Regions from separate parts of the Homo sapiens genome. Here all the other regions are linked to region 3. A link is a contact called in ENCODE Hi-C data. All regions are on one chromosome and are shown on one strand. Each heading gives the region's core, a stretch centred on a gene start or an enhancer-like site at or near the end of the contact. The rest is flanking DNA. Distances are from core to core; before and after follow the strand shown. Region 1 holds the start of LARGE-AS1 (LARGE antisense RNA 1). Region 2 overlaps LARGE1 (LARGE xylosyl- and glucuronyltransferase 1). Region 3 overlaps LARGE1 (LARGE xylosyl- and glucuronyltransferase 1).

Region 1 (2,700 bases), core at 43-2,542, 56 kb after region 3:
TTTTCCATATTTCCCAGTTTTCCCATTTTTGTCTCAATCTGTCTGCCTGTCTGTTGCACTCTACCCATCTACTTATTTACCTGTCGGCTTCCACTGTGCTCTAGAATGTTGCCCACTGTGATCTTTTGGGCAAGTTAATGTCTCAGGGCCCAGTTTCCTCAACTGGAAAAAAAAAAAAAAAAGAGTAGCTGTGAAAATAAATAGTGATTTATAAGCGCTAGATTTTGGGGGCTGGAGAATCCTTCCTTATGGGGGGCAGGGAGGCTGTCTTGTGAACTGTATGACATTTTGCAGCTTTCCGAACCTACTATGTACCAGCAGCATCTCTCCCCTGATTTGTGACTCCAAAAGTGTCTCCAGACATTGCCAAATGTCTCCGCGGCAGGGGGGCAAATTGCCCTTGGCTGAAAAGTACTGGCACAGAGTAAGCAATTATTAAATATTGTTTTAAAAAAAACACTGTCATTATGACTATTCTGCAGTTATTTAATTTATCTGAAAAGTGTTCATTTGGTGCTTACTGTATATACTGCAGAGCTCTGAGCCGTGAGAGGCAAGTGGAAAATGTAAGCCTGATGTTCTTGCTTTCTAGGAGATTACGATGCGGTTCACAGTCACACACCTGTGGATGGGCTTCCGAGGGGGCTTTGAACGTTTTGTTTCAACCTAAATTTAGCAAAAGGACAATTGTGAGGCTTGAGAGGCATGTCTGCATGCTCCCAGACCTTCTCTTTGGGTTCGTGGTCCTCCCCTACCCTGCCCCTTTTGATTACCAGTGAATGCAGCAGTGGTGACAGGTAAATGACCTTGTTGGTTGGTCCTCTAGTTCCTGATGAACCCTCAACTGGGAGGGACTGTCTGTGAATCAGAGCAGCTGGCTCTTTGAAAAGAAAGGCACTATTGCACAGTTGCTGCTGCTGACCCTTGCATTCAGAATACCGGCCGAGGCCAATGGGCAGGTCACCACCCTGTCGCCTCTGTGCTCCTGCCTCCCAGACCACATCCTGGGATTCTTCCCTCGCCCCATGCAGTAGCAGAAGGGTGTCACAAAGCGACTCTGCTCAGACCCACCATCAGACCTGACCGCTGGCCTTTCCAGAGCTTCCAGAGCCACTCAGCCCTGCCCTCCTGGCTCTGCCTCCCGCGGCCCCCACCCTTGTGTCTTCTCTTACTCACCTCACACACACCTGCTCTCCTCACTGTGCGCACTGCCCTGGCCCCGCTTCTGGGAATGCTCTTTCCATGGATCCCTTGTAGCCCCTTTACTTCCTGCAGGTCTTTGTTTACACTTCACCTTGTGAGAGAGGGCCCTTTATGAAGTCAGAATCAGAACCCTCCTCCTCCCACCCCACCTTTCCTTCCTTTATTTCCTTCACAACTCTGATCACTGCCTGATGCCTCCACTGTATTTGCTGGCTGTTGAGACTGTCTCTTTTCTATGTTCTCCCGCTGGACTGTAAACTCCCTGAGGGCAGGTGATTGGTTGGTCATGTTCAGTACACTTAGAAGTGCCCAGCTTGTCCCAGACACTCAGTAATAATTGCCGAATGAATGAATGGATGAATAAATGAATGAGCCAAGGGAGAAGAAGTTACCATGACTGTTACAAAGTTGATAAATGCATGCAGAGCCTTTGTTCACCATTTTCTGGGAGGAATGGGTCTCCCGTACCATAGCCTGTGGGCATGGCTGGGTGGAGTTTGGTCTACATTATATCAACTCTTCCCTTCTCTATCTGGAGATAATTCTCTCCTGGGTAATGAGCCTACTGGAGCATACAGATGAGGGCACGAAGGTGACCCTTATAGAACTGTGGCTGAGAGCCAGGGATTCCCACTTCCACCTCCACCCCCATAGCATCATCAGTCTAGTCAAGAAAGACCCGTGGTCTTTGTATTATGGGACTTAGTCCTTCATTGTCCCTGTGGCTCTGCTTTTCACCCCTGTCTCATGCTCTCCTCCTTCACCCTTCCCATCTGATGTGTGCTGAATTGTTAGGAGAACAGCAAAAATGCATTCCTTTGCTGACACTTCTCTACCTGTGGTTGTCTTCCACTCTGCGTCATGTGCCGTATCCGCCTGTCACCCCGGCACACTGTCAGCCACGCAGCCTCTCGTTCCCTGTGTTTCCTTGCACACTCGTGCTCTGCTGGCCTCTGTCACTCTCACTGGGCGTCCTGCCTGCCTTCCCACCCCCTGCACGTGTCCCTGTTGGCACTTCCCTATTCACACTCTCCTCTCCACCAAGCTTCCTTTGACGCTTCCTCTTTCAAGCTGTGCAGCCTTCTTCAGCTGACAGTTCAGCATCGTTCCATTTCTGAAGCAGGGAATTGGTTTGGTGGGCACTAGCTCCAAGTTTGCCTTTGTGGTATTTCTAGCCTCCTTCATTCTCTTTCCTGTTTTGGCTGCAACCAAAGGCTGGGCTCAGTGATGAATCGCAATTGGGTTTGGTGGCCCAGCCGGGCCCTTCTCAGGTTAAGGGTGGTATAGGGAGTTGTGTGAATGAATGAGGTCCCGCAGAGAGACCATCACACATGGGTAGAGGGGGAAAAAAGGGGGGCTCAGAATGCCTGTGTGGATGGCAGTCTCCTGAAATACAGGAGTTTTTCTCTCTAAGGTACACCACAAATTTTATCTTCCAACATTTCTTAGTCATTTTCCAAATTCCATGTCCCTTTTCCCTTGATTTGTTGATTAACT
Region 2 (2,943 bases), core at 316-2,815, 43 kb before region 3:
TAGAAGCCAGCATTCTCTGCAGAGCAAACTGGGGGAATTGTCTGAGAAGCTCAGTCTTTAAGTTGCTCATCGACTGATCAACTGCTGGAATGACAAATCATAGCATTTTAAGACTGGTCCCTGGAGATGACCAAATTCACTTCCCTCATCTTGCAAATAAGAAAACAAAGACCCAAAGTGTTCCTGGGATGAGCTGTAGTAGAACATAGCATTATACTTGGCCCTTGCTGACCACCTGTGTCTGTCCCTTCTTCCCCAAAACTGTGCAAAAATATGTTGCTGGACAATAGCTGTTATTATATTCAGTGTTATAAACTGACATTTATTGAAGCCATATCGTGTACCAGTACTTCTCTTGACACTTTTCTTGTATTAAGTCATTTCATTTTCATTATAGTCCTATGAGTTACATGCTACTATTATTAGAAAATGTTTGGACTTTATAATTGGTCATATTTTTAAATTCTGGAGTCACCATTTTGTGGTTAAATATAAACCTCGTGTGTAGAGTGGGGGTCATGTGGTTCCAGCACAGGTCCTCAATGAATGTCTACAGGTGAAAGGAATAACATGAATGAGTGTGTAAGTGATATGGTTTGGCTCTGTGTCCCCACCCAAATCTCTTGTCAAATTGTAATCCCCATGTGTTGGAGGAGGGGCTTGGAGGGAGGTGATTGAATCATGGGGGTGGACTTCCCCCTTGCTGTTCTCGTGATAATGAATGAGTTCTCACAAGATCTGATTGTTTAAAAGTGTATAGCATTTCCCCTTTTGCTCTCTCTTTCTCCTTCCACCATGTGAAGGCATGCTTGCTTCCCCTTTGCCTTCTGCCATGATTGTAAGTTTCCTGAGGCTTCCCAGCCATGCTTCCTGTACAGCTTGCAGAACTGAGAGTCAGTTAAACCTCTTCTGCTTATAAATTACCCAGTCTCAGGTAGTTCTTAATAGCAGTGTGAGACTGGACTAATATAGTAAATCATGGACTTGGGGAAATACATATAATGAAGAAATGTTGGTCAATAAAATGTTAGCAAAACTCAATCGGGCATGTGGCATCAACCTTTTGGGTCTATCATTTTCTCATCTGTAAAATGAGGATAATGATATCAGCCTTAAAGGATTGTTCTAAGGATGTGATGGGATAATAATATAAGTACTTACCATGATGGCTTGAAGTTACTGAGCACTCAGCTAATGGCAATAATTACTATTAACTGGTAGACACTTAACAGGGCAAATGAGGAATGAACCATCACTGGGCTGTGGGGTGGTGCTCTCGGGTAACTGTGAAGCCCTGTATCGAGACGTGCCCTTTAAACAGGACAGCATGGAGGAATGAACTGCAGATGACTCAGTTCGAACAAAGATATCCTGACCCCAAAGGGCAGCAGAAAGAGCTCTCTCCATAAATGGGCCTAGCTGGAAAATTCCTCACTATCTATGGGGAAGGCACAATGGGCAGGAGAAGTCATTGGCTGTGTGCAGATGCATCTGTCTACAGTCACACTGTGTATAGGGATGAGTCATTGCTGTGTCCTCAGATGCGGAGGGCAAGGACAGGGACAAATCATGTCGTCGGACCTATCTGAGGGGTGCGTGAGGCTGTGTTCTGGAAGTGTGGCTGGACCTCATTTCCTTTTCCAGTTACAAGTTCCATGTAAACTTAGATAAGCTATTGTAATTATTTTTTACTTCCTGATAGATAGCAAGATGGTTAACTGAGATGAATATTTATTGACCTCTACTCTGTACCAGGCACTGTATCAGATTCTGGGAAGACAGGATGAAAACATAAGGCTTCTGTCCTTGGGCAGCTTATTACACAGGCAAGGAAGCCAGCATTAACAGGTGTACCATGATGCTGTGAAAGCATTTATACATGTGTACATACACACACACAGACACACAGCCTTTGGGCAGCCAAGGTATGTGCTATGGTCTGTGTTGAAGCTCATGAATTTTTCTCATGGGAAGACCTCTAGACTGTTGAGTCATGACTTGTTATTCTTTTTTAATACATCATTTATATTTGTCAGGATGGATTAGGTTGTGCTATTTATATGGACAACCCCGATATCTCTGTGTGGTTGAAATAACAAAGATTTATTTCTTGTGCAACACATTCATCTGTGGTAGGTGTATAGGTGGGGTGTTTTATTCTTCCCCAGGTAACTTATACCCTGGGATGCTGGTGTTTCCACTAGCTGGAGTGTCATAGATCACTGTGGCCAGAGGAAATTGGAACTTGGGGGATCATGTTCTACTTCTGGCTTTTGCTTACAGTTCATTGGCCAAAGCAAGTTACATGGCCACTGCTCACTTCCAGGCGCTGAGGAAGATCATTCCTACGTGTGACTGGAAGGATAGAAACCAGAGGATTTCTGATAGCCTTAACGACTTCCCCTTTGTTCTGACCAGCTTTTTACATTTACATTTCTTTCTTTTAATTCATATTACTTTTTTGAGATGGAGCCTTATTCTGTCACCCAGGCTGGAATGCAGTGGCGTGATCTCGGCTCACTGCAACCTCCGCCTCCTGGGCTCAAGTCATTCTCTTGCCTCAGCCTCCCGAGTAGCTGGGATTACAGACGTCTGCCACCACCCCGGCTAATGGTTGTATTTTTAGTAGAGATGGGGCTTCACCATGTTGGCCAGGCTGGTCTCGAACTCCTGACCTCAGGTTATCTTCCTGCCTCAGCTTCCCAAAGTACTGGGATTACAGGTATGAGCCACTGCACTTTGCATTTCTAAGCTCTTACTGTGCCTGGGCTACATTTGCATTTCTAAGCTATGGGAGATCAGCACAACAGTGCATTTGAAAGGGGAACTTCAGATGCCGGCCAGAAACCTGAGCAAGAAGTGACAATCTGACCTCTAAGAGAAGTATAGGAAAGCCCTGCCTACCAGCTATAAGAACTCAAACTGGGGCAGAATGGAACCATG
Region 3 (2,700 bases), core at 175-2,674:
TCCAGAACATTTTCCTCACTCCCAAAAGAAACCCCATATGCATTATCAGTCACTGCCACTCTCCTCTTATTCTAGCTCCTGATAACCATGTTCTGTCTCTGTGGATTTGGACTGGGAGAGACATAAAGGATAGGGGCTACTCTCCCTCCCGTCTTAAATGCGTCTCAGTCATGAACCTTGCCATATTTTAGTGCTTTAAACATTTTTAAAAATAGTTGATTTGAGGAGGAGGAGGATAAAACAAACAGCAGAACCCAAAAAGAAGAACTCGGACTCCAGACTTAATTCTATCCTTTGCCCTCTGGCTAACTTTGGATATGCCAATTCTTTGTCTGAGCCTCATTTTCCCCATGCAGATAATTTACATTGTATTAGAGAACTACCTCCTCCCCAAGCTCTCTTTCAGGCTTAAATTCAGTGATCTTGAGTCTGTGTGTGTGTATATATATATATGTATATACACACACACACATTGATTTTCTTTTACCATGTGCTGGTTCTTTCAGTCTCTTGCTGCTTTCTGTTATCCACGGAGCTGGCATTGCTTTCTATTTTTATCAGTGTACTATTTAAATATAGAAATAAATATCTTATGTATATCTATTTGTGTGTGTGCATAAAGCAGTGGAATTTATGGACTAATGCGGTCACTTACGTAAATTACTTAGCACGGGGTTTGGCACATACTAAGTGCTAGATAAGTATTATTTGCTAGGTGAGTGATGGGTCACCCTGGGGTAGACCAGTTGACATTTGCTCATATGGAACTTGTTCAGTGAATTGTCCTAAGTGATCACAGCTGGAAGCTGCCTTGGTCTTTGGATGGGGCTTCTGCTGTCTGCATTCTTTCCTCTTTGCTTTCACTAGTTTCTGGAACACGTCAGTGTGAATTTTTTTTTAAGGCAGAGTCTCGTTCTGTTGCCCAGGCTGGAATGCAGTGGTGCAATCTTGGCTCACTGCAACCTCCACCTCCCAGGTTCAGGTGATTCTCCTGCCTCAGCCTCCCGAGTAGCTGGGATTACAGGCACCCACCACCATGCCTGGCTAATTTTTGTATTTTTAGTAGAGATGGGGTTTCACCTCATGTTGGCCAGGCTGGTCTTGAACTCCTGACCTCAGGTGATCTACCCATCTTGGCCTCCCAAAGTGCTGGGATTACAGGTGTGAGCCACAGCACCTGGCCGTCAGTGTGAAATTATAGATTTGGAAAAACAAATCCTGTGAGAAGAGCAATTTACCGTACCCTGCTCTCTTCAAGTGACGTGGGAAATGAAAAACGTCCAAACTAAGACAAATTTATTGGATACCAAAACCACCAGGCTATTGATTCTTAAAGCCAGACAACAAGGTTATGAATTGGGTGATAAAAATGGAAAGCATTTAGCTTGACTTCTAAGGCGGGGCAGCTTTGTGCGCTATCGCAGTTATTGGGTTCTACTGACAGCCCCACAACTAATGACCTAGCACTTATTAACCAGAGTGTTTACTCTATGTGCTACATCTGTCTAATGTGTTGTGTGAGTGAGATATATCTGAACAATTTGATTTTGTATTGAGGCCGGGGTGCCTGAGACTTACTCTGTAACTTTGAAGGCTGCAAGAACATTAGCTAAAAGTTCTTAGCTGCAGCAAGGAAAGCAAGAAATTGTTCTAAGCCCTAAATAGTTTTGCACTGCTGCAGAGGAGGGATTTATGTCTCCTGATGGGTTTTGGAATGGATAAGCAGATGTTGTGTGTTAGATGTTAGAGATCAGTTATTGAACCCACAGTTATTTTAATTTGGATGCTGAAATTCAGAGAGGCTGTGTTCATCAGGGTCATAGTCAGTTGCTGACTGAGATTTCCTAAAGCTTGGCTTCATGCTCCTTCTTTCACACCATTCAGACTGTTGAGGCCTGTGGCAGCTGTCAAGACCGTGCTGTCCATCCTCCAGCTGCCTGGAGTGAGCCCCACTGCTCTTCGACAGGGGCTGCTGGGGACTGGGTATCACTGACCCCGTGGAACTGAAATGCCTCTTTTTGACTCTGTCTCACAGTGGTTTACTTGTGTCTTTTACTCGATGGTGCAGGTAACTGTTATGGGTTGAATTCTGTCTCCAGAATTCATATGTTGAAGTTCCAAGCCTCAGTGCCTCAGAATGTGACCTTATTTGGAAATGGGGTTGTTGCAGATGCAATTAGTTGAGGTCATCCTGAAGCCACTTGGGTCCTTAATCCATTACAACCAGCGTCCTTGTAACGGGAAGTTTGGACACAGACGTGCACACAGGCACAATGTCGCGTGAAGGTTGGAGTTGTGTTGCCACAAGCTAAGGTCCTACCAGGAGCTAGGAGAGAGGCCAGGAACAGATCTTTCCCCAGCGCCTTGAGAGTGAGCGTGCCCTGTTCACACCATGATCTTGAACTTCTAGCCCACAGAACTGTGAGACAAGTTTCTGCTGTTTAAGCCACCCAATTTGTAGCACTGTTGTTATAGCAGCCCTGGCAAACTGACACAATAGCCCAGTGAGCATTCTATACCATGAAAGTAGAATTAGGAGAGGAAGATACAGTAGACTGTACCCTCTTACCACCCCCTAGTTCTTCTTTTTTTAATTTTTTTTTAATTTTTTTGAAACAAGAGTTTTGCTCTTGTTGCCCAGGCCAGACTGCAGTTGCGCGATCTTGGCTCACTGCAACCTCCGCCTCCCGGGTTCAAGTG

The links. Hi-C counts contacts between places; a loop is a spot of excess contacts on that map.
Region 1: a loop to region 3 is called in a map of Right ventricle myocardium superior, with 2.9 times the contacts of the local background. The contact joins the promoter of LARGE-AS1 here to the enhancer-like site in region 3. A Hi-C loop is called at or near these places in 3 of 168 maps with a recorded cell type or tissue (Right ventricle myocardium inferior, Right ventricle myocardium superior and chondrocyte).
Region 2: a map of cardiac septum shows a loop between it and region 3 (2.4-fold over the local background). The contact joins two enhancer-like sites. A Hi-C loop is called at or near these places in 2 of 168 maps with a recorded cell type or tissue (Right ventricle myocardium inferior and cardiac septum).

The regions. Positions count from the first base shown.
Region 1 is chr22:33,723,578-33,726,277 of GRCh38, reverse strand. It overlaps LARGE-AS1 (LARGE antisense RNA 1), which reads right to left and starts at 1,292. Exons shown (of 7, transcript NR_038950.1): 1 at 1,177-1,292; 2 at 522-666. All of the region lies in intron 2 of LARGE1 (LARGE xylosyl- and glucuronyltransferase 1), which reads left to right.
Region 2 is chr22:33,822,218-33,825,160 of GRCh38, reverse strand. All of the region lies in intron 1 of LARGE1 (LARGE xylosyl- and glucuronyltransferase 1), which reads left to right. Among named protein-coding and RNA genes, the nearest start is that of LARGE1, 97 kb to the left of the region's middle. Within about 2 kb of position 1,565, at least 4 of the 41 ENCODE cell types and tissues checked have a DNase peak (open chromatin) inside an H3K27ac peak, as active enhancers do.
Region 3 is chr22:33,779,700-33,782,399 of GRCh38, reverse strand. The region is part of intron 1 of LARGE1 (LARGE xylosyl- and glucuronyltransferase 1); the gene reads left to right. Among named protein-coding and RNA genes, the nearest start is that of LARGE-AS1, 56 kb to the right of the region's middle. RefSeq lists an enhancer at 2,121-2,622. Within about 2 kb of position 1,424, at least 3 of the 41 ENCODE cell types and tissues checked have a DNase peak (open chromatin) inside an H3K27ac peak, as active enhancers do.